2 separate regions of the Homo sapiens genome follow, and region 2 is linked to region 1. Evidence: chromatin loops called from intact Hi-C (ENCODE). Cell type or tissue: gastrocnemius medialis. All regions are shown on one strand. Links, peaks and the distances in the headings refer to the core of each region. The heading gives the core; the rest is flanking DNA.

What was found. Hi-C counts contacts between places; a loop is a spot of excess contacts. Peaks named below come from ENCODE experiments on the same cell type or tissue, not always from the same donor. Only the 100,000 strongest peaks of a DNase experiment are listed, where the experiment ranks them.
Region 2: a loop joins it to region 1, with 2.5 times the contacts of the local background. A loop is called at or near these places in 9 of 110 quality-filtered maps.

The regions. Positions count from the first base shown.
Region 1 is chr15:63,959,875-63,974,895 of GRCh38, reverse strand. DAPK2 (death associated protein kinase 2) reads left to right here. Exons shown (of 12, transcript NM_014326.5): 4 at 3,335-3,473. Among named protein-coding and RNA genes, the nearest start is that of DAPK2, 79 kb to the left of the region's middle. RefSeq lists an enhancer at 1,717-2,464 and a silencer at 3,212-3,506. In gastrocnemius medialis, for the core only: no CTCF peak of the experiment used is centred there; DNase peaks (open chromatin) are centred at 3,365, 3,555, 6,705, 9,395 and 3 weaker places; H3K27ac peaks cover 8,000 bases.
Region 2 is chr15:64,007,359-64,022,379 of GRCh38, reverse strand. All of the region lies in intron 2 of DAPK2 (death associated protein kinase 2), which reads left to right. Among named protein-coding and RNA genes, the nearest start is that of DAPK2, 32 kb to the left of the region's middle. RefSeq lists enhancers at 11,192-11,241, 12,099-12,188 and a silencer at 12,559-12,618. In gastrocnemius medialis, for the core only: no CTCF peak of the experiment used is centred there; DNase peaks (open chromatin) are centred at 3,784, 7,189 and 8,385; H3K27ac peaks cover 8,000 bases.

The DNA.
Region 1 (15,021 bases), core at 2,768-10,767:
CTTTGCAGCAATAAGATAATAAATTCCAACCTGACTCTACTATAACATCACATGACAAATAGCAGGCCCTGAAAGAAATAGAAGTATTTTACCCTAATAAATCTTTTGACATATTTTGAAATGGCCCTGCAAAGCTGACTCTTGTGGGAAAAATCTATATTCTGTGGAGAATCTCTGTTCCTTTCCATGTCTTTTTCTGATCCTGAAGAGATTAGCTGAGAGTCTAGCACCTTTTAAGAATATGAATAGTAAACATTTGCCATCTATTGCCTCCAAGGGCAGCCACCTGTGAGACTTCATCTACATAATAAAAACCTTGGTCTCCATAACCCTTGTCTTAACTCAGACACTCTTTTCTATTGATTCCAGGTCTTTCAATAATAACCAATTGCCAATCAGAAAATCCACCTGTGACCTAGAAGCCCTCCCAACCCCCTATCCTCACCTTCAAGTTGTTCCACTTTTCCAGATGGAACCAATGTACACCTTAGATTTATTGATTCTGCCTGTAACTTCTGTCCCCCTAAAATGTATAAAATCAAGCTGTTACCCAACTACCTTGGGCACATGTTCTGAGGACCTTCTGGGACTGTGTCATGGGTCTTGAGCACTCATATTTGGCTCAGAATAAACATCTTTAAATATTTTACAGAGTTTGACTCTTTTTGTTGACAGGATAAATAAGCCCAAGTAGGGTTGCCAGATTTAGCAAGTAAAAACCTATTTTATCTGGCAATTCTAAATCTCAGGGGAGATTTTTTTTGCTCTGTCACATCAACTATAGGAAGCAAGAATGTAGAGTGTGAAAAAGTAGTATCAAACATCAAAAACAGTATTCTAGAGTCTTTAAAAATGAATATAATTAATGGGGTCTTATGCTTAAGTTAGGGGCCATACTTAGATTCTCTTGAGCCCCATAAAGGGGCCATCTTTTATAAAATTGAAGAAAGGGGGCTTTGGGGCTGTCTTGCTCAGTCTGCTTCTTTTGTAGGTAATGAAACCAGGGCCTGCCTGGAGAAGGGAAATGAGTTGTCCAAGGTCAGTGGCAAGGCTGGAATGGAACCTAGGTCTTTAGTTTCTGGCACAGCATTTGTTCCGCTTTGTCATCTGTCTTAGTCCATTCAGACTCTGGCATTCTGTCTCTGCCCCCCACCCCAATTAATGTCCTTTTCAAATGTAAAATACATTCCTTCCATTCCAATAGTTCCAAAACTCTTAATTAATTCCAGCATCAACTCCAAAGTTTAAAGTCCAAAGTCTCATCTAAATATCTAAATCAGATGTGGGTGAGACTCAAGGTATGATTCATTCTGAGGCAAGTTGCTCTCCAGCTGTGAACCAATGACATCAAACATGTCGTGTTACAAAATATGATGGTGGGACAGGCAGAGGATACACATTCCCATTCTAAAAGGAAGAATGGGAAAGAATAAAGGAGTGACAGGTTCTGAGCCAGTACAAAACATTGAGAAGAATCTTTGGCTCATTGCTCTGCCCTCCAGGCCCATGGGGGTGGAATGGAGGTCTTGCCCCTGCAGCTTTGAGCAACCCTGCCCATAAGGCTTTGCTCTCCAAACATTGGCCCCCACACCAAAGGCAGTTCTCTGCCCAGGGGCCCACCAGCTCTCTAAGGCATCTTGTGAAATCCAGGTGAAAGCAGCCACACACCCACCAGCTTTGCTTGGCACAGAGCTTGCCACACTGTTGCCCTCCAGGAGCCACACCTGGTATGTCTGAGGAGTATGGCAACAGAGTTTGGAGAGCAAAGCCCACAATGTGAGGCAGCACTGGGCAGTGGAGGCCCCTCCTTTGATATCATTCTGCCCTCTAAGCTCTGGCACTATGAATCTGTGATGGGAGGGACACCCCTCTTTTCACCCCCACGATCTCTGAAATGACTTCAGGGTTATTCTTCCATTGTCTTGGACAATAGGTCCTGGCTTCTGTTTAGATGGCTGACTAATCCCCTTATTGTCTTGATGAATAGCACCTGGCTTCCCTGGAGAGCCATATTAATCTTTTTATCAAATGGTTGCTTGGTCATACCTTTGTTCCTTCCCAAACAGGTTTTCTTATGTTTTCCAATATGAGGAGGCTGAGAATTTTGCATACTTTTAAGCTTTCTTCCCTTTGAGTAACAATTTTGTCTTTAAACCATTTCTTTTCACATTTTACTTTAAGTAGTCAAGAGGAACCAGGACACTCTTCCAACACTTTGCTTAGAAATCTCCTCAGCCAAATATTCCATTTTTATTGCTTACAAGTTCTGCCTCCTATAAAACACTAGGGCACACACACAATTCAGCCACGTTCTCTGCTACTTTATAACAAGGATGCCCTTTCCTCCATTGACCAGACCAGTAACATGTTCCTCATATCCATCTGAGACATTATCAGAATGGCCTTTCCATCTGTATTTCTACAAATATTTTGTTGATGGCCACTTAGGTATTCTCTAAGAAGATTGAGAATCTCCTCTCTTTGTGATCCCTCACCAGGACCACCCTTACAGTCCATTCATTCATGGCAATGTAGGCTTTTTCTAGTTGGCACCCCAAACCTCTTCCAGCCTCTACTTGTTAGCTGATTCCAAAGCAGCTTCCACATTTTTAGGTGTCTGTTACAGTAGCACTCCACACTTGGTACCAATTTCCTCTCTCAGTTCATTCAGGCTGCTGTATAACAAAATAACCATAAACTGGGTGGCTGACAAACAACATAAATTTATTTCTCACAGTCCTGGAGTCTGGGAAGTCTAAGATCAAGATGAAGGTTCACTTCCTCATAGATGGCTGTCTTTTGACTGTAACTTCACATAGTGCAAGGGGAAAGTAAGCCCTCTGGGGTCTCTTTTATAAGGGCACTAATCTCATTTGTGAGGTCTCTAACTTCATGACTTAATTACTTCCCAAAGGCCCTATCTCCTAATACCATCACCTTGGGGGTTAGAATTTCAAAATATGAACTTGGAGGAACGCAAACATTCAGGCTAAATAATCTGCTTGTTTTTGTCCCCTGCCATCTCAGGCATATGGAGGGGAGAGGGCAACCTCCAGGGTGACTGGGACCAGGGCCTAGAGTGGGAGCAGAGGCTCTTCTGACAACACCTCCAGGGTGATTCCTGCCCTTGTGATCCAAAAGAAAGAACAAAGCAAATAGGAGCAAAGTCAGTCCCTGGCACTGGACAGACAAAGCCCCAGAAATAAGCCAGGGGGATTCTGCCATACAAGGTCCCTGGGGGGTCAGGATGAGGGCTTGCCCCTATCAGCCCAGCCTCATGACATGCAGAGCTGACTGGGCCTGGGCCTCCCCTCCCCCCGCTGGTGTTTTACAGAGTGTCTGGAGGAGAGCTCTTCGATTTCCTGGCCCAGAAGGAGTCACTGAGTGAGGAGGAGGCCACCAGCTTCATTAAGCAGATCCTGGATGGGGTGAACTACCTTCACACAAAGAAAATTGCTCACTTTGATCTCAAGGTCAGTAAGGGGAGAAAGGGAAAAGAATCAAGTTTAGGAAGAAGAGGCTTAGTCCCTCCTGGTGTCTTTCCCAGGATGGGCCCAGTGCCGACCAGCCCTTCTTTCTCATCTTACAGTGAAAAACCCTGAGCTCATGGGAAAGATGATGCCACGGAAATGTCCACCTTCTCAGTTTCATTTTTCATAACAGGTTTTCTGCACACTGGAGCTGACTGCAAGAAGCTGCTTAAATCAGACTTCAGGCACCTTATTTATTTCAGGGAGCAGGGGGGAACACTTTCTAAATAAGTAGACCAGTGACAGGAAACTTGAAACCAAACACCTTTCACAAGACTGAACTTTTCAGTAACAAAAAACTAGAAATGTTTGGAGGATTGCTGAAGTTGGCTGGCTCGCCAGACCCATTCATAGTGCAGCCTCCATCATCCCTTGACCAGAGCTTGTAAATCCTGGAGCCCAGGGACCACTGGCTGCCCTCCCCAACTCACAACCCCTACTGTGCTCCAAACTGTGGTCATAAAACTGCTTGTAGGGGCCACTGATCATTTATGGTGACTGGTATTCAGGACTGAGAGAGTTCACTGTGACCACATAGGACTTCATAAAGCAAGAATGTGGTCAAAGTAGAAGGATCAGTTCCCTTAGTAACTGAGCTCAGTTGCATAGACTGATGAGCCTATACAGATACTTAATGTGTAAAGTCCTCTAACTTTGATCAATTCTATGACCTGTTTGCTGGGGAGATCCCTTCATTTTTCTATCCAGAAATCCCTGTGGTCTTTCAAGCATGGTGCTGGGTGCTTGGGTATTGCTGCTGATACAAAATTCACTGAGGCCCTGTCTGAGATTACTTCATCTTTTCCAGGAACCTTAGTGTAGGAGATAGAAAAACCAGCAACTCTAAGTACTATGCTAGAAGGAAGCCCAGGGTGGGTGGGGAGGCTAAAGGAGGGGACATCTAAGTCCAACCGGGATATCAGAGAGGGCTCCCTGGAAAAAGTGCTATGTAGTTGAGTTCTGAAGGATTGGTAGGAAATAGAAGAAGAGAAGGGCCTTATAAGGAAGAAAGGCCAGCAGAATACATGGTCACAAAACAGCACAATGCATTCAGGGAAGTACAGGCATGGGAAGTGTGTGCTGAGTGGCTGGGGAAGAAGCCAGGAACAGTGCAGGAAGCAGACACAAGGGTCTGGGAGCTAAGCCAAGGAGCTTGCACTTTACCCTGAGAGATAAGGGTTCAGGTGAGCAGAGAAGTGAGGTAAGCATGTACTTGTTTCAGAGTGATCCCTCTGGCTGGGAGGATGGATAGGCTGGAGACAGCCTGGAGGCTGGGGCTCAGCTAGGAGGCTAAAGCAATAATCTAGGTAAGATGTGAGGAGAGGACAGAGTCAAGATCTTTTGCAGAGGTCAATCTGAGGATTGATTAGGTGCCTAATTAGAGGTAGAGATGAAGGAGGGGACAGGGTTCTGGATGACACCCAAGTTCTGGCTTGTGCCCCTGGCCCAGAGAGGGTCTGGCATGTCCATTATCTCACAGTGGCTATGCCAGGGCATGAGCTCAGTTCCCATATGAGTCCCTACCCCAGCTCTTACTCTACTCTGCCTGATAGGGTGACCTTCTATGAGTCCCCTTAGCATGGTCCTCCTTCCTTAGGCTCACTGTCACTTTTTTTTTTTTTTTAATAGAGATAGTCTCGCTCTGTCACCCAACTGGAACACAGTGGTGTGATCACAGCTCACTGCAGCCTCGACTTCCTGGGCTCAATCTATCCACTTGCCTTAGCCTCCTGAATAGCTGGGACTAAAGGCGTGTGCCACCATACCTGGCTAATTTTTGTATTTTTTGTAGAGGCGGGGTCTTGCCATGTTTGCCCAGGCTGGTCTTGAGCTCCTGGGCTCAAGTGGTCCACCCGCCTCAGCCTCTCAAAAGTGTTGGGATTACAGGCATGAGCCACTGCGTCTGGCCATGATTGTCAGTTTGTTTTTGGTGTTTCTTTTTGGGGGGGACAGGGTCTCACTCTGTCACCCAGGCTGGAGTGCAGTGGCGTGATCTCAGCTCACTGCAGACTAGACCTCTCAGGCTCAGGTAATCCTCCCACCTCAGCCTCCCAAGTAGTTGGGACTACAGAAACATGCCACCATGGCCAGCTAATTTTTGTATTTTTTTGTATAAATGGGTTTTTGCCATTTTGCCCAGGCTGGTCTGCAACTCCTAGGCTCAAGCAATCTGCCCACTTCAGCCTCCCAAAGTGTTGGGACTACAGGCATGAGCCACTGCTCCTGGCTGTCACGGTATTTTTTAATACCTCCAACAGAAGTCTTCCAGAGTTTTACTGAGGCGTCACAGGGTAAAAATGGGGGTCACCAAGGATGGTGAGGCCTGGGCAGGCCTTTGGACCTCAGGGTAGTAACAGCAGGAAATGGTCTGCCTTGATTGCACCTGTGTGACTTCCTGGTACTGCTGTGGACAATTAACTTGTTGTTTTATTGTGTCTTTGCTGGCTCCAGGAGAGCTGCTTCAAAATGGGCTCCTTTGTCTTTTCTTGAATGGGTCTGGTAGGAGGAGTGGCTGGAGCCCAACAGGCACCAATGACTGCAGCAGGTTCGTGATGTTTGGCTTGCCTTTATGGCAGCTCGCTGTGGTGGGGAGAGCACTGGCTTGGAGTTAGCCAGGCTGAGTTACCATGTACCATGATACACCTGAACCTCAGCTTTTCAGCTTCAATGCAAATAATACCTACCTGGCAGAGCTGTAAGGGTTAGAGAGAAGCATTAAGTGCCAGATATGGAATAGGTGCTCGGTAATAGTAGCTGTTATTGTTATTCCCCTTCTCAGAATAGAGGAAAAGGAAATAGAACTTTTGTTACAGTGTTGTGGGCCCCATAGACTAGGAAAACAAACCCTGTGAGTACAGTTCTGTTAATAAATTGTCCAGCAGAGAGCTGAGTTGGTTGCTAGGTAGAACTGCTGGCGAGGGCTGGTGAGGCTCCGGGGCTAACCTGGACATTTTCCATTACCTGGAAACAGTCTGGGTTTTCTCTGGATGCATGTGAGGTGAGGATGCTGCCAGTCCCCACCATGGCCAGGTATCCTTAGAGTTGTGAGGACCTGAGCTTTCTGATTCTTCCACCCGTGGGTCCCTTGGCCTAGGCCCACCTGGGCAACTTCAGGAAGTGATGAGTAGCTGGAACTCAGAAGGATTACCTCAGGATCGGGTACATGTTTCCTGGAGCCAGAATGTGGGTATGCATGCCTCCTGGCTGGAACATTCTGTCTCCTGGAGGGGATCATGCAATTAAGATCCAGCTGGTAGCTTAGAGGAGGCTTCTTGGTTCTGTGTTGTTTCCCACCATATAAAATCCACATTTTTCTTCCTGATTTTCATTCTCCATGATGGATTTTCACTTTCCTCTCCTGCTTATATTCTGTTAACTCCTTCCCAAGCTCAGGGTCCTTACTGCCCCAGGAACACAGCCAGCATGTTGTCTCCACACCCTTACCCATAACCTGTTCTCTATGCACACCTTCCAGCTTGAAGGGGCAGGTAATAGAAGAGGGTTCACTCTCTTGCCTACCTTTGGAATGTGAACAACCTCTCTTCAGGCTGGTATTTAATCAGCTTCTCCTATGTTCAGCCATTGTGCAATGGACAGTCAGGCTCTGTCCCTGCTCACCACATGCTCCTAGCCTCGTTGCAGGGAGCCGACAAATGGATATTTTTTTTTCTTTTTGAGACAGAGTCTCGCTCTGTTGCCCAGGTTGGAGTGCAGTGGCACAATCTCGGCTCCCTGCAGCCTCTGCCTCCTGGGTTCAAGTGATTCTCCTGCCTCAGCCTCCTTAGTAGCTGGGATTACAGGTGCCTGCCACCACGCCCAGCTAATTTTTGTATTTTTAGTAGAGACAGGGTTTCACCATGTTGGCCAGGCTGGTCTTGAACTGCTGACCTCAGGTGATCCCCACCACCCACCTTGGTCTCCCAAAGTGCTGGGATCATAGGCATGAGCCACCATACCCAGTCCAAATGGACAAATTAATATGAGATAAGCAGTATTGGTAAAAACAGGAGACAGAGCAAGATGACCGAATAGAAGCCTTCACTGATCACCCTCCCTGCAAGAACACCAAATTGAACAACTATCCATACACAAAAAAAGCACCTTTGTAAGAACCAAAAACCAGGTGAGAGGTCACAGAACCTGGTTTTATTTATTGTTTTATTTTATTTTATTTATTTATTTTTTTGAGACTGAATCTTGCACTGTTGCCCAGGCTGGAGTGCAGTGGTGCAATCTCGGCTCACTGCAAACTCCACCTACCAGGTTCACGCCATTCTTCTGCCTCAGCCTCCTGAGTAGCTGGGACTACAGGCACCCACCACTATGCCCGGCTAATTTTTTTGTATTTTTAGTAGAGACGGGGTTTCACCATGTTAGCCAGGATGGTCTCCATCTCCTGACTCGTGATCCGCCCACCTCGGCCTCCCAAAGTGCTGGGATTACAGGTGTGAGCCACTGCGCCCGGCCCACAGTACCTGGTTTTAATTTCATATCACAGAAAGAGGCACTGAAGAGGGTAGGAAAGACAGTCTTGAATCACCTATACCACCCCTTCCCCATCTTCTGGCAGCAGCCATGTTGCATGGAGAAAGAACCTGTGCACTTGGGGGAGGGAGAGTGCAGCAATTGTGGGACTTTGCATTGAAACTCAGTGCTGCCCTGTCACAGCAGAAAGCAATACCAGGCAGAACCCCGCTGGAACCCATGGAAGGAGCATTTAGACTAGCCCTAGACAGAGGAGAATTGCTCATCCTAGTGGTCAGAACCTGAGTTCCAGCAAGCCTCACCACTGCAGACTAAAGTGCTCTGGGTTTCTAAGTAAACTTGAACGGAAGTCTAGGCCACAAGGACTGCAATTCCTGGACAAGTCCTGGTCCTGTGCTGTGCTTGGAGCCAGAGGACTTGGAGGGTACACCTAGTGAGACATCAGTTGGGATGGCCAAGGAAGTGCTTGTACCACACCTCCCTCAGCCCCTGGCAGCACAGCTTGCAACTCCAGGAGAGAATCCTTCCCTCCACTTGAGGAGAAAAGAGGGAAAAGTGAAGAGGACTTCATCTTGCAATTTGGATACCAGCTCAGCCACAGTAAGAAAGGGCACAAGGCAGAGTCTTGAGGCCCCCATTCCAGGCCCTAGATCTCAGACAACATTTCTAGACACTCTCTGAGCCAGAAGGGAATCCACTGCCTTGAAGGGAAGGACCCAGTCCTGGCAGGATTCATCACCTGCTGACTACAGAGGCCCTGGGCCCTGAATAGTCAGCAGTGACATCCAGTGTATCACTCAGAGATGTGCACTCAGAGACATGCTGGCTTCAGGTGTGACCCAGCACATTCCCAGCTGTGGTGGCTATGGAAAGAGGAAAGGGAATGATAAAGGGGACTTTGTCCTGCAACATAGGTACTAGCTTGACCACAGTGGGGTAGAGAACCAAGTGGGCTCTTCGGGTTTCCAATTTCAGGCCTTGGCTCTTAGACAGCATTTCTGGACCTACCCTGGGCCAAAGGGGAGCCCACTGCCCTGAAGGGAGAGTCCCACGCCTGGCAGTATTCACCACAAGCTGACTGAAGAGTCTTGGGGCCTTGAATGTGCACTGGCAGTAGTCAGGGAGTACTTGCCATAGGCCTGGGGCAGTGGGGGCCATGGGGGGAGATGCCTCCGCTTGTGGAAAGGGGAGGGAAGAGTGGGAAGGACTTTGTCTTCTGGCTTAGATACCAGCTAGGCCACATTAGAATAGAGCACCAGGTAGATTCCCAAGGTTTCCAACTCCAGGCCCTGGCTCCCAGATGGCATCTCTGGACCACCCAAGGGGGGGAAGCTCACCACCCTGAGGGAAGGACACAAGCCTGGCTGGCTTTGCCACCTGCCTATTGTAGAGCCCTAGGGCCTTGAGCAAACATAGCCAGTAGCCAGGCAGCTGTTATAAGCCTTGGGCAAGACCCAGGGCCATGCTGGCTTCAGGTCTGACCCAGCACAATCCCAGTGGTGATGGCCACAGGAGTGCTTGTGTTCCCCCTCCCCTAGCCCCAGGCAGGTCAGTACAGAGAGAGACTTCATTTATTTGGAAGAAAGTAAGGGAAGAGAACAAGAGTCTCTGCCTCCTAAACCAGATAATTTTTCTGGATCTTATCCAAAACTACCAAGGCAGTACCTTTACAAGTCTGCAAGAACCACAGCATTACTGGGCTTGGGGTGTCCTCTAATACAGATTTGGCTGGAGTGACCAAAAACTTAGATTACAACACTCAAGTCCTTTCAAATATCTGGAAAGCCTTCCCAAATAGATGGGTACAAACAAACGAAGACTGAAGACTAGAATAAATACCTAATTCTTCAATGGCCAGACATCAATAAACGTCCACAAGCATCAAAACCATCCAGGAAATCATGACTTCACCAAATGAACTAAATAAGGCACCAGGGACCAATCCTGGAGAGACAGAGACATGTGACCTTTCAGACAGAGAATTTAGAATAGCTGTTTTGAGGAAACTCAGTGAAAATCAAGATAACACAGAGAAGGAATTCAGAATTATATCAGATAAATTTAACAAAGAGATTTAAATAACTAAAAAGAATCAAACAGAAATTCTGGAAGTGAAAAATGCAATTGATGTACTGAAGAATGCGTCAGAGTCTGTTAGCAGCAGAATTGATCAAGCAGAAGAAAGAATTAGTGAGCTTGAAGATAGACTATTCGAAAATACACAGAGGAGACAAAAGAAAAAAAAAGAATGAAGCATTCCTATAACATCTAGAAAATAGCCTCAAAAAGGCAAATTTAAGAGTTATTGGCCCCAATGAGGAGGTAGAGAGATAGAGGTAGAAAGTTTATTCAAAGGGATAATAACAGAACTTCCCAAAGCTAGAGAAAGATATCAATATTCAAGTACAGGAAGGTTATAGAACACAAAGAAGGTTAAACCCAAATAATAATCAAACTCCCAAAAATTAAAGACATTTAATAATCAAACTCCCAAAAGTCAAGAGTAAAGAAAGGATCCTAAAAGCAAGAGAAAAGAAACAACATACGATGAAACTCCAATATGTCTGGCAGCAGACTTTGTAGTGGAAACCTTATAGGCCAGGAGAGGGTGGCATGACATATTTAAAGTGCTGAGGAAAAAACCTTTATTCTAGAATAGTATATCCAGCAAAAATATCCTTCAAACATAAAGGAGAAATAAAGACTTTCCCAGACAAAGAAAATCTGAGGATGTCATCAATACCAGACCTGTCCTACAAGAAATGCTAAAGGGAATTCTTCAATCTAAAGGAAAAGGACATTAATGAGCAATAAGAAACCATCTGAAGGTGTAGAACTTACTGGTAATATTAAGTACACAGAAAAACACAGAATATCATAACACTGTAATTGTGTGTAAACTACTTGTATCTTGAGTAGAAAGACTAAATGATAAACTGATAAAAAATAACTACAATGTTTCAAGACAGACAGTACAATAAGATATAAACAGAAACAAAAAGTTAAAAAGTGAGGGGAGAAAGTTAAAGTGTAGAGTTTTTATTAGTTTTCTCTTTGCTTGTTAGCTTGTTCATGCAATCAGCATTGTTGTCATTAGTTTAAAATAATGAATTATATGACAGTGTTTGCAAGCCTCATGGTAACCTCAAATCAAAAAACCTACAGCAGAGATATAAAGAAATAAAAAGCAAGAAATTAAAACTTACCACCAGAGAAAATTACCTTCACTAAAAGGAAGACAGGAAGGACGGAAAGAAGGAAAAGAAGACAACAAAACAACCAGAAATAAAAAAGCAAAGTGGCAGGAGTAAGTCCTTACTTATCAGTAATAACATTGAATGTAAATGGACTAAATTCTCCAATCAAAAGACATAGATTGGCTGAATGGATTAAAAAACAAAAAACAGTTAAGAGGTTCCAAGATGGCCGAATAGGAACAGCTCCAGTCTGTAGCTCCCAGCGTGAGCGACGCAGAAGATGGGTGATTTCTGCATTTCCAACTGAGGTACCGGGTTCCTCTCACTGGGGCTTGTCAGAAAGTGGGTGCAGCCCATGGAGCAGGGAGGGGCATCGCCTCACTCGGGAAGCACAAGGGGTCGGGGAATTCCCTTTCCTAGCAAAGGGAAGCCGTGACAGATGGTACCTGGAAAATCGGGACACTCCCACCCTAATACTGCGCTTTTCCAATGGCCTTAGCAAACGGCACACCAGGAGATTGTATCCCGTGCCTGGCTCAGAGGGTCCCATGCCCACAGAGCCTTGCTCACTGCTAGCACAGCAGTCTGAGATTCAATTGCAAGGTGGGAGCAAGGCTTGGGGAGGGGCATCTGCCATTGCTGAGGCTTGAGTAGGTAAACAAAGTGGCCGGGAAGTTCAAAGTGGGTGCAGCCCACTGCAGCTCAAGGAGGCCTGCCTGCCTCTGTAGACTCCACCTCTGGGGGCACGGCATAGCTGAATAAAAGGCAGCAGAAACTTCTGCAAACTTAAACGTCCTTGTCTGACAGATTTAAAGAGAGTAGTGGTTCTCCCAGCATGGAGTTTGAGATCTGAGAATGGACAGACTGCCTCCTCAAGTGGGTCCCTGACCCCCGAGTAGCCTAACTGGGAGACACCTCCCAATAGGGGCTGACTGACACCTCATACAGCCAGGTGCCCCTCTGAAACAAAGCTTCCAGAAGAGGGATCAGGCAGCAACATCTACCGTTCTGCAATATTTGCTGTTCTGCAGCCTCCGCTGGTGATACCCAGTAAAACAGGGTCTGGAGTGGACCTCCAGCAAACTCCAACAGACTTGCAGCTGAAGGTCCTGATTGTTAGAAGGAAAACTAACAAACAGAAAGAACATCCACACCAAAACCCCATTTGTACGTCACCATCATCAAAGACCAAAGGTACATAAAACCACAAAGATGGGGAGAAATCAGAGCAGAAAAGCTGAAAATTCTAGAAATCAGAGGGCCTCTTCTCCTCCAAAGGAACGCAGCTCCTCGCCAGCAATGGAACAAAGCTGGACGGAGAATGACTTTGACAAGTTGAGAGAAGAAGGCTTCAGACGATCGGTAATAACAAACTTCTCTGAGCTAAAGGAGGATGTTCGAACCCATCGCAAATAAGCTAAAAACCTTGAAAAAAGATTAGACGAATGGCTGACTAGAATAAACAGTGTAGAGAAGTCCTTAAATGACCTGATGGAGCTGAAAACCCTGGCACGAGAACTATGTGACGCATACACAAGCTTCAGTAGCTGATTTGATCAAGTGGAAGAAAGGGTATCAGTGATTGAAGATCAAATGAATGAAATGAAGTGAGAAGAGAAGTTTAGAGGAAAAAGAGTAAAAAGAAACAAAAAAAGCCTCCAAGAAATATGGACTACGTGAAAAGACCAAATCTACGTTTGATTAGTGTACCTGAAAGTGACGGGGAGAGTGGAACCAGGTTGGAAAACACTCTTCAGGATATTATCCAGTAGAACTTCCCCAACCTAGTGAGACAGGCCAACATTCAAATTCAGGAAATACAGAGAACGCCACAAAGATACTCCTCAAGAAGAGCAAATCCAAGACACATAATTGTCAGATTCACCAAAGTTGAAATAAAGGAAAAAAATGTTAATGGCAGCCAGAGAGAAAGGTCGGGTTACCCACAAAGGGAAGCCCGTCAGACTAACAGCAGATCTCTCGGCAGAAACCCTACAAGCCAGAAGAGAGTGGGGGCCAATATTCAACATTCTTAAAGAAAAGAATTTTCAACCCAGAATCTCACATCTAGCAAACTAAGCTTCATAAGTGAAGGAGAAATAAAATCCTTTACAGACAAACAAATGCTGAGAGATGTTGTCACCACCAGGCCTGCCTTACAAGAGCTCCTGAAGGAAGCACTAAATATGGAAAGGAACAACTGGTACCAGCCACTGCAAAAACATGCCAAATTGTAAAGACTATCAGTGCTAGGAAGAAACTGCATCAACTAATGAGCAAAATAGCCAGCTAACATCATAATGACAGGATCAAATTCACACATAACAATATTAACCTTAAATGTAAATGGGCTAAATGCTCCAATTAAAAGACACAGACTGGCAAATTGGATAGAGTCAAGACCCATCAGTGTGCTGTATTCAGGAGATCCATCTCACGTACAGAGACACACAGGCTCAAAACAAAGGGATGGAGGAAGATCTACCAAGCAAATGGAAAACAAAAAAAAGCAAGGGTTGCAATCCTAGTCTCTGATAAAACAACTTTAAACCAACAAAGATCAAAAGAGACAAAGAAGGCCATTACGTAATGGTAAAGGGATCAATTCAACAAGAAGTGCTAACGATCCTAAATATATATGCAACCAATACAGGAGCACCCAGATTCATAAAGCAAGTCCTGAGAGACCTACAAAGAGACTTAGATTCCCACACAATAATAATGGGAGAATTTAACACCCCGCTGTCAACATTAGACAGATCAACAAGACAGAAAGTTAACAAGGATATCCAGGAATTGAACTCAGCTCTGCACCAATCAGACCTAATAGACATCTACAGAACTCTCCACCCCAAATCAACAGAATGTACATTCTTCCCAGCACCACATCACACTTATTCCAAAATTGACCACATAGTTTGAAGTAAAGCACTCCTCAGCCAATGTAAAAGAACAGATATTATAACTGTCTCTCAGACCACAGTGCAATCAAACTATAACTCGGGATTAAGAAACTCACTCAAAACCACTCAACTACATGGAAACTGAACAACTTGCTCCTGAATGACTACTGGGTACATAACGAAATGAAGACAGAAATAAAGATGTTCTTTTAAACCAATGAGAACAAAGACACAACATACCAGAATCTCTGGGACACATTTAAAGCAGTGTGTAGAGGGAAATTTATAGCACTAAATTCCCACAAGAGAAAGCAGGAAAGATCTAAAATTGACACCCTAACATCACAATTAAAAGAACTAGAGAAGCAAGAGCAAACACATTCAAAAGCTAGCAGAAGGCAATAAATAACTAAGATCAGAGCAGAACTGAAGGAGATAGAGACACAAAAAACCCTTCAAAAAATCAATGAATCCAGGAGCTGGTTTTTTGAAAAGATCAACAAAATTGATAGACTGCTATCAAGGCTAATAAGAAAAGAGAGAAGAATCAAATAGATGCGATAAAAAATGATAAAGGGGATATCACCACCAATCCCACAGAAATACAAACTACCATCAGAGAATACTATAAACACCTCTACGCAAATAAATTAGAATATCTAGAAGAAATGGATAAATTCCTGGACACATACACTCTTCCAAGACTAAACCAGGAAGAAGTTGAATCCCTGAATAGACCAATAACAGGCTCTGAAATTGAGGCAATAATTAATAGCCTACCAACCAAAAAATGTCCAGGACCAGACGGATTCACAGCCGAATTCTACCAGAGGTACAAAGAGGAGCTGGTACCATTCCTTCTGAAACTATTCCAATCAATAGAAAAAGAGGGAATCCTCCCTAATT
Region 2 (15,021 bases), core at 2,399-10,398, 48 kb before region 1:
GAAGCTCTTCTCAGAAAAAAGTCTAGGAAACCTTTGCCTAATGCTTTGAAGAAAATGACTGTTAACAGAGAAAATAACCTAAACTATTTAAATGTTAATAATTGCAGGTGCTCTTTTAGTAATAACAGTGTTGTACATTTCCTTTTGTCTCTGTGAGATCACCCAGTAGCCACTACCTGTAGCATTGCCAAGATTAGCTCCCTTGTTGATACTAACCAGCATTTGGATGGTTACCCTAGGAAAATTGTACTCTATGCCTGTGGTTTGTGTTTCTAATATGTTTCCCTTCCCTTTTTGTTACCCTGCTTTCCTCTTTGCAAGGTAAGTGCTTCCAGACCAACGTCTAGGCCATCTCCACCCTATCCAGTGTCTGATACAGAGTCAGGAAAGTGGCTGGCAGATTAAACTGAGTGATGTGACCAACTTAGTCTCATTGCTTTGCCCACTCTGCTGTCCAAACTTACCTCCCAATACTTCCAAGCTTTCTCCTCTCTAGCTGCTTAGTCCAAGCCTTTTTATAAGATGTTCTTTTCCTCCTTCCTGTCTCTTCTTGTCTTCCACTTAACTAATTGTACTTAGCTCTCAAGTCCAGTGAAAATACTTCCTCTCCCTCTGGGGCCTTCCCATGGGTTCTTCCTTCCAGCCCCATCTATCCCTCCAGCTTTGAGCATCCATAGCCCTTAGTATCTGTGCCTCTTACACAATTACTCCAAAGTAGAAGGTTCTCTGGGGATTCATTCTGTATTTCAAGCCAGATTGTGAGCCCATTGAAGACGGGGCCACATTTTATCCTTCTTTGTGTCCCTTCCACCTCTAGCATATGGCTGGATCCACAGTAGGCACTCAACGAGCACAGGGGCTGGTAAAGCCATCAGCTGTGCTTAGCCAGCTTTGAGGCCCCAAGGGCGCTGAGCTTGTGTTTACAAGCCCAGGAGAAGGTAGAAATTCAGCAGCAACAATTTCATCAAGGCCCTGTTCACATGAGCTTCTTTGTTTTCTTGTCTGGAGGGGGTGGGGCAGGGGAACAGACCAAGTGTGCAGAGCTGCTTGACATCCCAGCAACTGTACGGAATGCTCACTCGCGCTCCCTTTCATGTGCCAGAGTCGTCCCACATCGCAGTATCATCCTGTGCTGACGTGAGCCTGGGGGCCGCTGTCCTGTTCCTCCCGAAAGTGACTGAGACTGAACCCCACTGAAGTGCCTACTTCCAGGAGAAGATGCCAGGGCTTCCCCTTGTGGGTAGGGTCTGATCTCTACTGAGGGGAAAGATGAAGGGAAATTCTGTTGCCATAGATGTTCTAGATCAGGGTTGTGGCTTTCTTTAAGGCTAATGATAAGAGGGGTAGAAAGACTCATCTGTGGCATCTGGCCCATCGCCACGGACTTGGAGTAAAGAACTTGCTTCATATCCCACTTTGGCTACCAATACGTTAATGCACCTGGGCAAGGCACTTTCTGTCTCTGGGTCACAAGGCATTTTGGTGGCAGAAGTGAGACCTGAATGTGGGTCTTTGCACTCCAGGTCCTTTGCCCTTTCCATTACTCCATAGAAACACTGTAGGCATTTGGTATCACACCAAGTTACCTATCCTTTCCCTTTTGATTTATTCCTTCTAGTACCTGAGGTGCTTTTGGGAACAGGGACTTTCTTTAGAGGCCTGCTGTCAAGGGGCTACCCTGACGTCATTCCATGATTCTCCTACATTTCCTTTCTATAAATATTTTTCTTTAAGCCTAGATTTCTTTTCGCTATCAAATGGGTGTGTCTCTTTTGTCAACTATAAATCCTTCCCAGAGGAGATGGGCAAAGTAGTGCTGCTTTGGTGAAGCAAGCGATACCTTTCCATAGCTGGTGCTTAATAAAAATATGTGATATGAATGAATAAATGACAGCAAGAGGCAAGAGAATTGATGATGCCATGGTATCACCTTAATCATTACTGCAAGAGAACATGCCACTCTTGGGGAAGACCCCTGTGAAATTGACCATTTCAGAGCAAGTGCCCAGTTTCCAGTCCTGATGAAATGGGTTCTATCCCCCACTGCCTTCTCAGCTGTTTCTTCATGTTGATGCATTCAACAAGGTAGTGCAATAAGAGTGTGCTGGCGTGGGAGAGAAAGGGGTCCTGGCTTTGGCTCTGGAGCTGCCTGTGCTTAGGCAAGTCCTCAGTTTCCTTTCCCCCATCTCTAGCATATAAGTGCCTTCTGGCACTTAGTGTCCTGCAACTTCATGATTATGTGAAGTGTTCTTACTGGGCCATGGGCTGTCTACTCAGCTGGGGCAGGAATCACTCATCTAGAGCCATGGCTTATGGCACAGTAAAGCCTGCGGGTGCCACTGAGACTGCTTCTGCTGAGATTAGACACAGTGGTTTGGCACCAAGTCTGTGACCAGTGCCTGTTTTTAGCAACATGGCTAGTAAATATTGACTCTGTGGCATGAAAATGGAAAGCAGAGATGACTATGTCAACTCACTCAGAGGATAGAAGTTCACCAACCTCTGATAAGATGTAGTTATACAACGCATAGGTGTGTCACTAATAAATAAGTTGTTTGGGGGCAGGGAGAATGGAAAACAAGACAAGGAAGCATTCCATGGGCAATTAACAGCTGCTTTCCTGTCTGCACTGTCTGGCTGGCTTATTCATTTGTTCGCTTTAAAATGAATGGATACTTACATACACACTGGCATGTAGGAAAAAAAGGCTAGAAAGAAATACACCGAAGCATTCACTGTGGCATTCTCTAGAAACAGTGAAATTGCCACAGATTTGTACTTTCATATACTTTTTCTGTTTTCCTCATGGTCTACAATGAGCACATATTACTTTTATAATCTGAAAAGGACAATGTATTAGACATAAGATAATTCTTTCTGAAGAGTCTGAAGGAACTTTCAGAATCATGCAAGTACCTTAGACCTTTGTGTTTTGCCTACTGGACACTGGGTAGTACCGTAGTTATCAAAAGAGAAAAGTCCATGTAAGAGAAGCTACTCTTCCGAATAAATCCTGATCTAAGTGTGTTCACTGATTTATATCCATAAAAGCAGATGTGGTGGGAAAATATTGCAATCATATAAGATTTCAGAATTTTTTTCTGTGTAAACAGACACTTAACTGCTTTGAGTGCATTCTGTAATTCACAGCAGCTAGCTCCGCTTGGCCCAGAGGTGGGCAGGTCTGAGACAGGGCACTCTGGTAAATGGTTGCTTGTGACCTGAAGGTGGGAGCAATCAGTTCTGGAGGATTGACTAGACTTCAGGATTTGGAATGTTGGGGTGGGGATGGGGGTGAGAATGGCGTTATAATAATAATTACCACTGGTTAAGCACCAACCATACACCAGGCACCATCCACATATTGTTATAACCTTACAAAGCCTTATTGGACAGGCATTAGCCACCTTTTAGGGAGGAGGAAACCAAGGCCAGGAGAAGTCACTTCTCTAAATCCTCAGAGGCAGTCAGCAGCAGGCCCTGGACTCAAACCTGGCCTCAAAGCATTTGCTCTTTCTACCATGCTAGGGTGTCTCTCAGAGGGTTCAGAGTTTTGCAACAGAAAACAGAAACTGCTAAAGGGAGCCTGAGCTAACAAATAAGGTACATGCGTCTCCATCCAGGACTGAGGACCTTTGGAGTAAGAGGCAGCCCCAGGTGTAAAAGCTGGGCGAGTAGCTACAGGTAGGATCCTGGCCTTGTTAGCCCTGAATCCAGGACTGGGTGTGTCTGCCTTCCTCAGCCTGGTGCAACCTAGAGGGGCCAGGTGGCCTGGGTTGTGGGACCCAGAGAACCACGGGACAGGTGGCCATTTCCAGTCTGGGAGGGACTTTCATCTGCTGGCTGCCTATGTGATGGGGGAGGCCATTTGTTGCGGGGCAGGGAGTTGGAGTGTGGGGTTGTGGCATCCAGGCCTGTGGGTGAAGAGGAGTTGGTCTCTCACCTTCTTCGTACCTGGTTGATTAAAACAACCAGTAAAAGAGTCTTAAGGCTGTTTAGCTTTTTCGCTGGGTTAGTAGAGCTAATTTCTGAGTCTGAGGCAGCAGTTGCTTCCTTGGGCTCACAGGTCCTGTCCTCACAGCCCTTGGGACTGGCCAAGTGCTGATTTCTTCCACCTCCACTGGAGATCTGTCTACCTGCAAACCGTCATTTGAGAATGCTTGTCTGCCCGCCTCACCAGGGAACCAGGGGCCTGCTCTCTGAGAATGAATGCCTCAGAGTTGGGTTTCATCAAAGTTGGATTTCACTTAATTTCTTAAGAGAAAGGATGTATGTTTTGGGGGAGAGGCCAAATTGTGGTGTGTGGTGTTTTTAAAAAATGACTTTTTTGGGCCAGGCAGCTGAGTTGATTGAAGCCCAGCAGTACCCATTATAGAAATGGCTCATCTTGTGGTTCTCTAGAGTCGTGCCTTGAATATTTTTGGTCTCCTGGCAAAGGCATATAGGATTTTGCAATTTTATGGAGCAGGTTTCAAAGTTACAGGAATTGCAAGGAGCAGTGGTGTTTGTCCTCTCCTCCTTCTCCGGGAGTCTGTATTCCTCTGAGGCTCAGGCCAGTGTGGCTGCTTTTCAACACAATGGGAATCATTGTAATAATCACCTGAATTTGTACAGAACTGTACAGTTGACAAAGCACATTGCCATGCATTGTCTGTTTCAATGCTCATGGCTACATTTCTAGTTAGGCAGGGATAATTGACTATTTTTTACAAAAGAGAAAACCGAGGCTTGGAGATGTTAAGTGGCCTGGAGACACAGCTAGGAAGAGGCAGCATCATAGTTGAGTCAAGGCTTTCTGACTCCAGACCAGCGAAAGCAGGGAGGTTTGCACCTGTTAAGGTGTGGACCTGCCCGTGTCCTGGAATGCGGCTCTCTAGGCACAGGGAGATGCAAGCACCTTGAGACCTGACTGTGACTGTCCTAGGCCCAGCAGAGCCACCTCGGTGGAGGGTTGGACAGCCTTTGAGGTGCAGGTGGGGCTTCGTGTGGTGCTTTGCTCTCTTCCTATGCCTTCCTTGGCTGTTGTCTATTTGGTCTTTACAACTGCCCTGTGAGGCAGCAGGGTAGATAGACACTATTAGCTGCATTTTATAGATGAGGGAACTGATGTTTCAAGAGGTTAGGTGACTCACTCAACATCATGTATTCATTAGTCACAAAACAAATATGTATTAGGTGCCTACTGAAGGTACCTAGGGGACTGAGGTCACAGCCAGTGTCTGGAGAAGAAGAGACTTGAAGGCAAGTAAGAAAAGGGAACACAGTAGGTCCCTAGAACTCCCTGCTGAGTGAGAGCCCCCAAGGACAGCCCCAACATTGTGGATCTCTTTGTATCCACAACAGCAATGAGAACAAGTTGGGCTTAGGCCAGTGTTCTAGAAAAACTTTGTCATGATGTAAATAATGGTGATGAAAATTCCTGCCATTTATTGTGCTCCTGTTGTATGCAGGCCATATGCTGGGCATTTTACATGTCCGTCCTTCCTTCCTTCCTTCCTTCCTTCCTTCCTTCCTTCCTTCCTTCCTTCCTTCCTTCCTTCCCTCCTTCCTTCCTTCCCCTTCCCCTTCCCCTTCCCTTCTTTCTTTCCTCCTTTCTTTCTTCTCTGCCACCCAGACTAGAACTCAGTAGCATAGTCATGGCTCATTGTGGCCTTGACCTCCTGGGCTCAAGCGATCTTCCCACTTCAGCCTCTGAAGCGGCTAGGACTACAAGCATGAGCAAACATGCCCGGCTAATTTATAAATATTTTGTAGAGACAGGGTCTTGCTACTTGCCTAGGCTGGTCTTGAACTCCTGGCCTGAATCAGTCCTCCTACTTCAGCCTTCCAAAGTGTTTGGATTAGAGGCTTGAGACATTGCACCCAGCCTATGCTATTTCTAACTGTCACAATAACCTTGCAAGGCAGCGATTATTTACCCCACTTTACAGATGAGAACACTGAGGCTCACTGAGGGCAAATCACTCATATCCCAAGTCACCCTGGGATTAAAATCCATGTCTCTTTGGCTCCAAAGCCAGAACAATTTCCACTGAACTACACTGCCTCTCTGTGATAATGGACTCTAAGAAACTTGCTGGAGAAGGATAGTGCCAGTTACTTTGGGAAACTCATGGATAAGGGGGGTCAGGTGTGGAAGGTGCTGGAGAGGTGGACAGGACCATGGCTGTGGGCAGAGAATCTGTAAGAGGCCGTGTGTCCTGCTGGTGGCGGCAGTACCTGAGAGAGAGGAGGACTTTCCTGCTTATGGCCATGCTGACCTGCAGTCCCCTGGAGCCAGCCCTCCCTGCGCTGCGTGGGCCCTGAAGAGCAGAGGCTGCTTTGTCCTCTCGGATGCTTTCCTGAAGAACCCAAGCCTTCCTCCCTATGCCCCCTTTCCCTGCTGTGTTAGTTTGCTGGGGCCTCCATAACAAATGGCCACAAACTGGGTGGCTTCAAACAACATAAATTTATTCTCTCCCAGTTGTAGAGGTCGGAAGTCCAAAATCAAGGTGTCAGCAGGGTTGATTCCTTGGGGAGGCTCTGAGACAGAATCAGTTCCATACCTGTCTCCTAGCGTCTGGTGGCTGCTGGTGATCCTTTGTGTTCTTGGCTTGTAGACACATCACTCCAATCTCTGCCTCCATCTTCATGTTGCTTTCTCCCTGTGTGTCTCTGTGAGTTCTCTTCTGTCTAATCTCTGCCTGCCTCACTCTTATGGCATCTGTCATTGGATTTGGGGCCCACTCAGGTAATCCAGAATGATCTCATCTTAAGATCCATAAATTAATTACATCTGCAAAGGCCCTTTTTCCAAATGAGGTCATGGTCACATGTGCCAGGGGTTAGAATATGGAAATATATTTTAGGGAGCCACTATTCAACCCACTATGACTGCCCACCCCTGTTTCTTCTTGGAGTTGCATGAGAACTTTGGGGGTCAATCCACTCACTGCAGGCTGGGCACTGAGCTGACAGCAGCTGCCTCTACTCTGCCTATAGCAGTGCCCTGAGTGTTGTGGTCAAGTGGTCTCGATCCTTTAGACCTTTAGGCAATGGGAAGACCTTATATAAAGAGCTCACAGAGCAGCTCTGGGATTAGCTACTTTTGAACGTCAGAGTGGTAATTCCCACCTCGAACATGCTGTCGTTGTCCTGTGTGGCATAAGCAAGAGAGAGGCTGTCCTTGGCATGGCAGGGCCCTGTGGGTCAGCCAGGCTGTTTGTTCTCCTGCCAGACTGCAGCTGGCACAGACTCCTGACCACACGGTACCCTTTCCTGCTGCCTTACATTTACTTAACACTGCAGAATCTGTTCTTCTCTCCTCTTCTGTCCAGATCTCCCTCCCCATCATTCCCTGCCCACCTCCTCTTAGCATTCTTCCTTACTGCATGCCTCTTGGCTATCAACGCATCTGGTACTTTATCTGTCCTCCCTCCTTCAACAATGTCAGAATGTTTTTTTTTTTTTTTTGAGATGGAGTCTCGCTCTTTCACCCAGGCTAGAGTGAAGTGGCTCTATTTCACGATTTCAGCTCACTGCAACCTCCACCTCCCAGGTTCAAGTGATTCTCCTGTCTCAGCCTCCCAAATAGCTGGGATTACAGGTGCCCACCACCATGCCCAGCTAATTTTTGTATTTTTAGTAGAGACGGGGTTTCACTATGTTGACCAGGCTGGTCTCGAACTCCTGACCTCAGGTGATCCACCTGCCTTGGCCTCTCAAAGTGTTAGGATTACAGGCGTGAGCCACCAAGCCCAGCCAGGTCTTATTTTTGTGTAATAATATTAACTCTTCTGAGGGATCAGGCCTTGTTTTTCCAGTTAGATGTAAGCCCCCCTGCAGTACCATGCAGTCTTTGGTAAACACCTGTCAGTGCCTCCTTGGCTGCTCAACTGGCATAGGAAAGTGTTTGGTCTTGTCTCCTCTCTGTTCCTAAATCATTGGGTGATTTTGAACAAGTGACCTACTCCCAGGGTTTTCATTTCTTCCTGTGGAAAGCCAGAATGTTGGACTATCGGATACTATCAAAGGTCCTTTTCAGGCAGAACACTGTGTGATTGTCCCAACAGCTCTCAGGTCTCTGAAGGCTCATGTCTGATAAGGCCAGGGCCTGGACCAACATAAATGTTCTCCTTGTGGCCAAGGTAGGGTCAGAGATCCCATTCCCTGATCCTGGTCCCAGCAGTGCTGCCTCCGCAGGTAGTATTCCTAAAAACCCAAACTGCAGGATGGACCATGCTTTTCCCTGTAAAGCATTCTCTGTGATAACCCCATTTCCCAAGGATCAGGTTCTCCGTGGGTAGGTGAAGTCCATCTGGGAGCCTAGTTAGAGGAAAACCAAGTAGATAAACACTTGACCTGTGTTGGTGCAACCTCAGCAAGGCCTCTGGCAGCCTAGCCTCCTGGCCAGAACCCTGGCTAGAAGGTGTTTCTTTCTGGCACAGCTGCCAGCCACACCCAGAGAAGGTTGGGGCCTCTCCCATTTTCTAAGTGAAATGACTAATTAGTCCTGAAGCAGGAGATTTCTATCTGCTCATAATGGCATCATGATTTATTCATGTGAGGCTGGACCACTTACAGGGACTGGTCCCATGTTTCCTCTGGCTTTGATGTGATATGAGGCCAACTGTAGTTTTCCAGAATGAATAATTTCTCAAATCCAGCTTGCTTTCTCAGTCACCGCTGCCAGGAAACCTATAACTCTGTTCACTTAATAGCACCCTCCTTCCCAGGTCTGCAATCATTTTAGAAGGAATGCATTCTTATCTGGCGCTCAGTTCCTTCTCTGGCAATGTGAGGGTTAGGCTAGATGGTATCTCAGGGCCTTTCTAGCCCTTAGGTTTTTCTACTTTTAAAGTTCTTGCCCCTTCTCCTCATGTTTTCTTAAGGTATTTGCTTCCATAGGACTGAATGCAAGGTAATCAGAGACATAGCTGTTGAAAGCTTCTCTCCTGGTTTCACTTTTCTGCCCAATTACTAAGTCTTAAAGGCACGTAGTGTAGTTTAAGCTGTTAGTTCCTGGCCTCTTAAGACTGCCCACATTCACTTAATGTCTTGTGACTTGCAGCCTCCCAGCTTAAAATCTCAGTAATGAAGAACAAGATCTTAACCCTTGTATAAAGATAATGGCAGGTTACCCCATTTCCATAATCCCATGCAGAACAAGGGAGTTAGACTGGTCTCATTTTACAGAACAACCAAAATGTTATTGTGACTGCTTTGTGCACATGCACCGTGAAATGAGTCGGCTCTTTAATGATTTGGTTGCCACCTTATGGGTTGTCTGGGGGTCTGGGGTGGCAGGGGTCTCAGGCCTCCTTTCAGGGACTAGGCTAGTAGGGACTGACATAGTTTTGCTTCTGTGAATTCTTTCTTGTCTGTTTGACATTATGATCATATCGAAGATACAATTTATATCCCATTTCCCTATTTATGTTGTAGTGTAAACATTTTACAGTCATTCCCTATATAAATATATTCATTGGCTATGCAGTGCCCCAGATAGAATGCTTAACATGATCATGTTTAACTTGTATAGTTAAGAAAGAAAATCAGTTAATAACAAAATCAAATAGTGCATTTAAAAGTTCCCTCCCACCATCCTCCTGAACCTCTCTAGTCCTATTCCTCATAAGTGATCATTAAGTTTCTTGTATATCCTTCCAGAAATTGTCAATGCATATATGAACATACATATGCATAGTCTATATTTTCAAAAAGGTAGAACAGACTATATACACAGATGGGATCAGAATGTTGTTCTGTAACTTTGTATTTTAATCTTGTGTATTTTCCCAGATCAGGTATGTGTATCTTTTTAAAAGCTGCATAGACCACCTGTTATGGATGGACCATAATTAATTTAAGCAGTACCGTCTTGATAGACATTTAGGTTGTTGCTGAAATGCGCATCTTTTTACATACATCTGCATACCTCATTTACTCATCTGCTGTCTGCCAAGTATGGTTCTAGGCACTAAGGATTTAACTGTAAACAAGACAAACTCTTGTGTCACCCTTGTACTGGTAAAATTGTCAGATAAATTCTGGAAAATGGAATTGTTAGTGCATCGATTTATCACATTTCTTGAATGCATGTGGCATATAAGCCACGTAGACTATTTTACTGAATGTTTGATAAATCAGTGGATGTTCTCCCATCCCGCAGTATGGTCACCTCTTTCCAGCCTCTCAGTGGTTAATGGGTCATGTATTGAGGCTTCAGGAAGGTTGCTGCAGCAGTGAGGGGTAGTGACAGTCAGTAATGTATGTTTGCCAGGACTTTTAAGATTCCTTATGGTACAGCTTTGCAGTGTGTTCTTGCAACTGTGTGAGGAAATCAGAGTGGCTGGTCTGCACTTTACGGAAGGAACTGACACACAGAGAGATCAAGGCTGGGGGGCTGGAAAAGACTCATTACTTTCCATGAAGGTGGCTGGTGGCCAAGCTGGGCTGAGGGCCCAAGAAGAGGGGTTTTGCTTCCTGGGACTTCTTTAAGTGGTCCTTGGAATTTCTCCCACTTAGAGTAAAGCATGTGCAAACTGGAGGAGCAGTTTTATTTTTTCACTTACTATATGGAGACAGAGTTCTCAAGGACTTGCATTTCATGAATTCAGTTAGAGCTGCATTGTCCAATGTGGTAGTCACCAACAACATCTGACTGCTTAAATTTAAATGTAATTAAAAATAAGTAAAATTGCAAATTAGTTTCTCAGTTGTACTATCCACATTTCGAGTGTTCAGTAGCCACACGTGGCTAGCAGCTACCACATTAGACAGCACAGATATAGAACATTTTCATTATCCAAGCATCAACCTGGAGTGTATAAGGCTGTAGCGTTGTTTTTCTCCTAAACACTTCCACAAACACTTGAGTGTTTTGAGTCTAGGCTCACTGCAGCTTCCGCCTCCTGGGTTTAAGCGATTCTCCTGCCTCAGCCTCCTGAGTAGCTTGGATTACAGGTGCCCGCCACCATGCCTGGCTAATTTTTGTATTTTTAGTTAGAGATGGGGTTTCATCATGTTGGCCAGGCTGGTCTGGAACTCCTGACCTCCAGTGATCCACCCACCTCGGCCTCCTAAAATGCTGGGATTACAGGTGTGAGCCACTGTGCCCAGCTTGAGATCATCTTTACTCTCTAACTTTTAGGGAAAAGAGGCTCACAGGCAAGAGGTGACTTGGTGCCAGAAGTCACGTAGTTGGGGGTGCAAAGCCACAAGCACAGCCAATCCTCCACCTGTGTTTTTTCCACTCCAACCTGAGCTGTTGATCCTGATCCTTTGCATATGGCTTTATCTGTTCCATTGTCCTGCCTTTATGCTAATCTGGAGGGTTCAGATTGGGTGCCTACCATGAGTGGGGCCCTCTGCCAAGTAGCTCTGGGTCTGTGTTGTTGCTATGTCCCCAGACAGGAGACCACAGAATGAGTCAGCCACCTCCACATGGGGTTGCTGGTGCCCTGCAGATTCTGCCCCAAGACTGACGGCTTCCCTGTGAACCCTCTTGTGATGCGGTCAGGACATGCATCAACAGTTTATAAACAAGATTACAGGAAGCTCGGCTGCTGTTCTACACACAAACCCACCCCACCCACTGACATGCAGAGCTGGGACAGGTGCTGAAGAATGAGTCCATGGGAAGCTTGTCTTCATGAATGGGATAAAACCCAAGCTGGTAGCAGACTGACCCATTGTTTTCCGAAGTGGGGATGGGTAGACAAATGAGAGACCAAAACTGCAGTAGGGGCTCAGAACAATTAAAGTGCCAACTCTGAAAATCAAGACATTAAGGCAGGCGGGTGGGGACTTTGCCTGAAGTGGTCAGCTGGGATTTGGGAGTGATGAGAAATAACTGGTTTGAGGCTGAGAGACAAATGTAGGGATCATCATCACATTGAAAAAGCCAAGAATGCGGATCCCCATGCCTATACCTATGCTGATAACTTCTTGCTCCTGAAAACTGTAGTTGGGAAAGTTGGCAGAGGACACTAAGCAGTCAATACTGTTGTTATATTATTACTATTGTTATTGAGAGTAGTAGTAAACAGAAAGACATAAGTTAAAAATGATATTTATAGGCCGTCTTTAGAGATAGAAGAAACTGAACCTTCTGGCATACCAGGATATTCCTGTTGCGTGAGAACTCGTGGTTCTCAAACTTTGGTGGGCATTAGAATCCTCAGAGGGCTTATCAAACCACAGATGCTGGGCCCCACCCCCAGAGTTCCTGACTCTGTGGGTCTGAGCTTAGGGCCTGATAATTTGCATTTCTGACAGGTTCCCAGATGATCCTGATCTTACTGGTCTCGGGTCACACTTTGAGAAACACTGGTTTATACCATCAGGTGCTACAGAGAACTCAGTTTGTTTCAGTGGCATAGGTTTACAATTCTAAGGCCCTTTGACAAACCCTCTTACCCACAGCCCAACTGTGCTGGCTGCCTAGAACAAGCCTTTGTGCCACTGGAAACTGCTTTTGTCGTTACTCATCATGACTGTGTTTCAGATTTTTAGTGCTAACCACCTCGAAGTCTTGAGCTGCTGTAAGGTGCCTCTCTTACAGTGGGTGTGGTGGGTCACACAGATGAAGTGTAAGACATTGCCCTGCCCTTAACAGATTAACCTAATTTAGGGGCGGGGGGAAAGGCAAACACAGTAAAGAAATGAGCATAAAGAGACAATTAAGTGTACTGAACTTTAGGAGCTAACATATTCCAAGGTGAGGATTCCTGGGGGGTGGCATGGTCAGGGAAGACTTCCAGGAGGAGCTGGAACTTGAACTTAAAACAGGAGTAGCATTTGGGTAGGCAGACGACCTCCTAGTTTAGGCAAATAGGGCTAGCAGAAACCCAGAGGTGGAAATGAGTGTGTTGGGGTGTGTCTGCTGGGAAGCAGAGTACATTTGGGCAAGTAGAATGAGGCTAGGTGGTGAAAGGCCCCTGGGGCCTGGCCAAGGAGCTCAGGCTTGATGGGAAGGAGAAAATAATCTTGAGCAGAGAACATGATGATGTCTGCGTTGTAGGACAATATACTGGGGAATGTGGGGTGTGGATTGGGTGTGTGGGTGGAGGGCTGAAGACAGCAACACTGATCAGGAAGCTGTACTAAGTGTTGGTCTGTAAAAGTCTAGCTCAGGAGGATGGCAGGTAATGAAGAGATACTAGCCCAAGTCCATTCAGAAAACATGCACTGCAGATCTACTGTGTATCCACTGTAGTTGGTGCCTGGGGGTACAAGGCTGGACAATTACAGTCTACTAAGGGAGAATAATATATAGAGAATTTCAGTAAAATGGGCTGAATCCCATGATGGAGGTATGCACAGGAGGTGAAAATAGAGGAGGGCCTCATGTCCAGGACACCTTGAGGGAAGGATCAGCTGTGACAATAAATTCTGGCCAACTTTCCTATGCCTCCTTTAAACAAAGAGGTCTTATGTTTGCAGACTGAAAAGGGGATCCTACCCTTTCCTCCCCTGTCATCTGTAAGGCCCTTGGTGATGCTGCAGCTCTGTGGCCTGTCCCTCAAGTACACCCTTGATTGGATGACAGCAGTGCACTGCTCTGTTGGTTAGGGATGTCTATGCAGGTGTTTCTTCTCATTTTCTTACTTTTAAAACACAGGAAATTTTAAAAGGAAAAGTTTCACTCAACTATTTGTTATCCTCATGCACTTTTGCATCTGTGTTCTCTAATACAAAAATTGAATCAAACCATACATATCATTTGTGCATGTTCACTTATTATTTTATAAACATGTCCCTTATGATGTTCATACTTGCTATTTTAATGTTTATATAATTGTCTATTGCATCCAGAACATCTGATTGCCAAAGCTGTTCCTTAGTGGAGAATGCTTAGCTTGTTTCCAGCTTTTTCTTGTCTATGAAACTATGTTCTTTCATTTGAAGTCTCTCTAGAGGCCAAATTCCCAGAATACAATGCACCTGGACTCAGATAATCTGACTTTAAGTTCTAGATCTGTGGCAAATTGGCTCTGTGACTGTAACTCTGTGAGTCTCAACTTCCTGATCTCTATAATGGGGAGAGCACTGACTGTGCAGGGTGTTGAGATACTGTCTGAGGCCAATATATGAAAAGTGCTTCATAAAGAACCTGCATATAGGGTAGAGTTGATATCACCTGGTGAAAGCATGTGAGTATTTTTATGGTTCTTTTTTAAAAAAACAGATATAATTTATATACAATTCACCCATTTATAGTGTCCTAAAGCCATTAGTACATTCGCATATAGTGTATTAAAGCCATTAAATGGCTTTAATGTATTCAGAGTTGTGTGACCATCATCATCATCAATTTTAGAACATTTCATTACCAAAAAACCCCCTTACCCATTAGCAGTCACTCTCTGCTTCTCCCAAACCCACTAGCCCTAGGCAACCACTAATCTTCCTTCTGTCTGTGGATTTGCCTGTTCTAGACATTTTGTAAAAGTGCAATCATACAACATGCGGTCCTTTGTGACTGGCTTCTTTCACTTAGCATAGTATTTTCAAGGTCCATCCATGATATAGCATGGATCAGTACTTTTTTCCTTTTAATTGCCAAATAATATCCAGTTGTATGGCTACACCACCTTTTGTTCATCTATTCACTAGATGATGAACATTTGGACTGTATCGTCTTGACATTTAGTGCTAAATGGCACACAGCAAACATAGTTGTATGCTCCAAGCTATTTGATGTGCCAAAAAAGTCGGACTCTCAGTCCCTTATGCAGAATTTTATAGTTAAACAAACTGCAGGCATCAGGTAACTGTTAGGAGAAGCATCACAGAGCTATCCAAGGGGATTTTGGGAAACTCCTGTGCAGAGTAAGCCTGTCCCCCTCCAGGAGGGGACCTGTGCCTGCCTTCCCAGCATTGACTTTCTCTGAGGCTGGGAGATCAGGAGGCAGGAGAGGTTTCCTACTGGCTCTTGGAGGATGGAGAGCTCTGGCTGGAGCTAAGATGAAATGTGAGCAGGGGACAGATTGCCATGATAGGGGAGAGGAAGGAAGACTGGGGGGAACTGGAAACTGA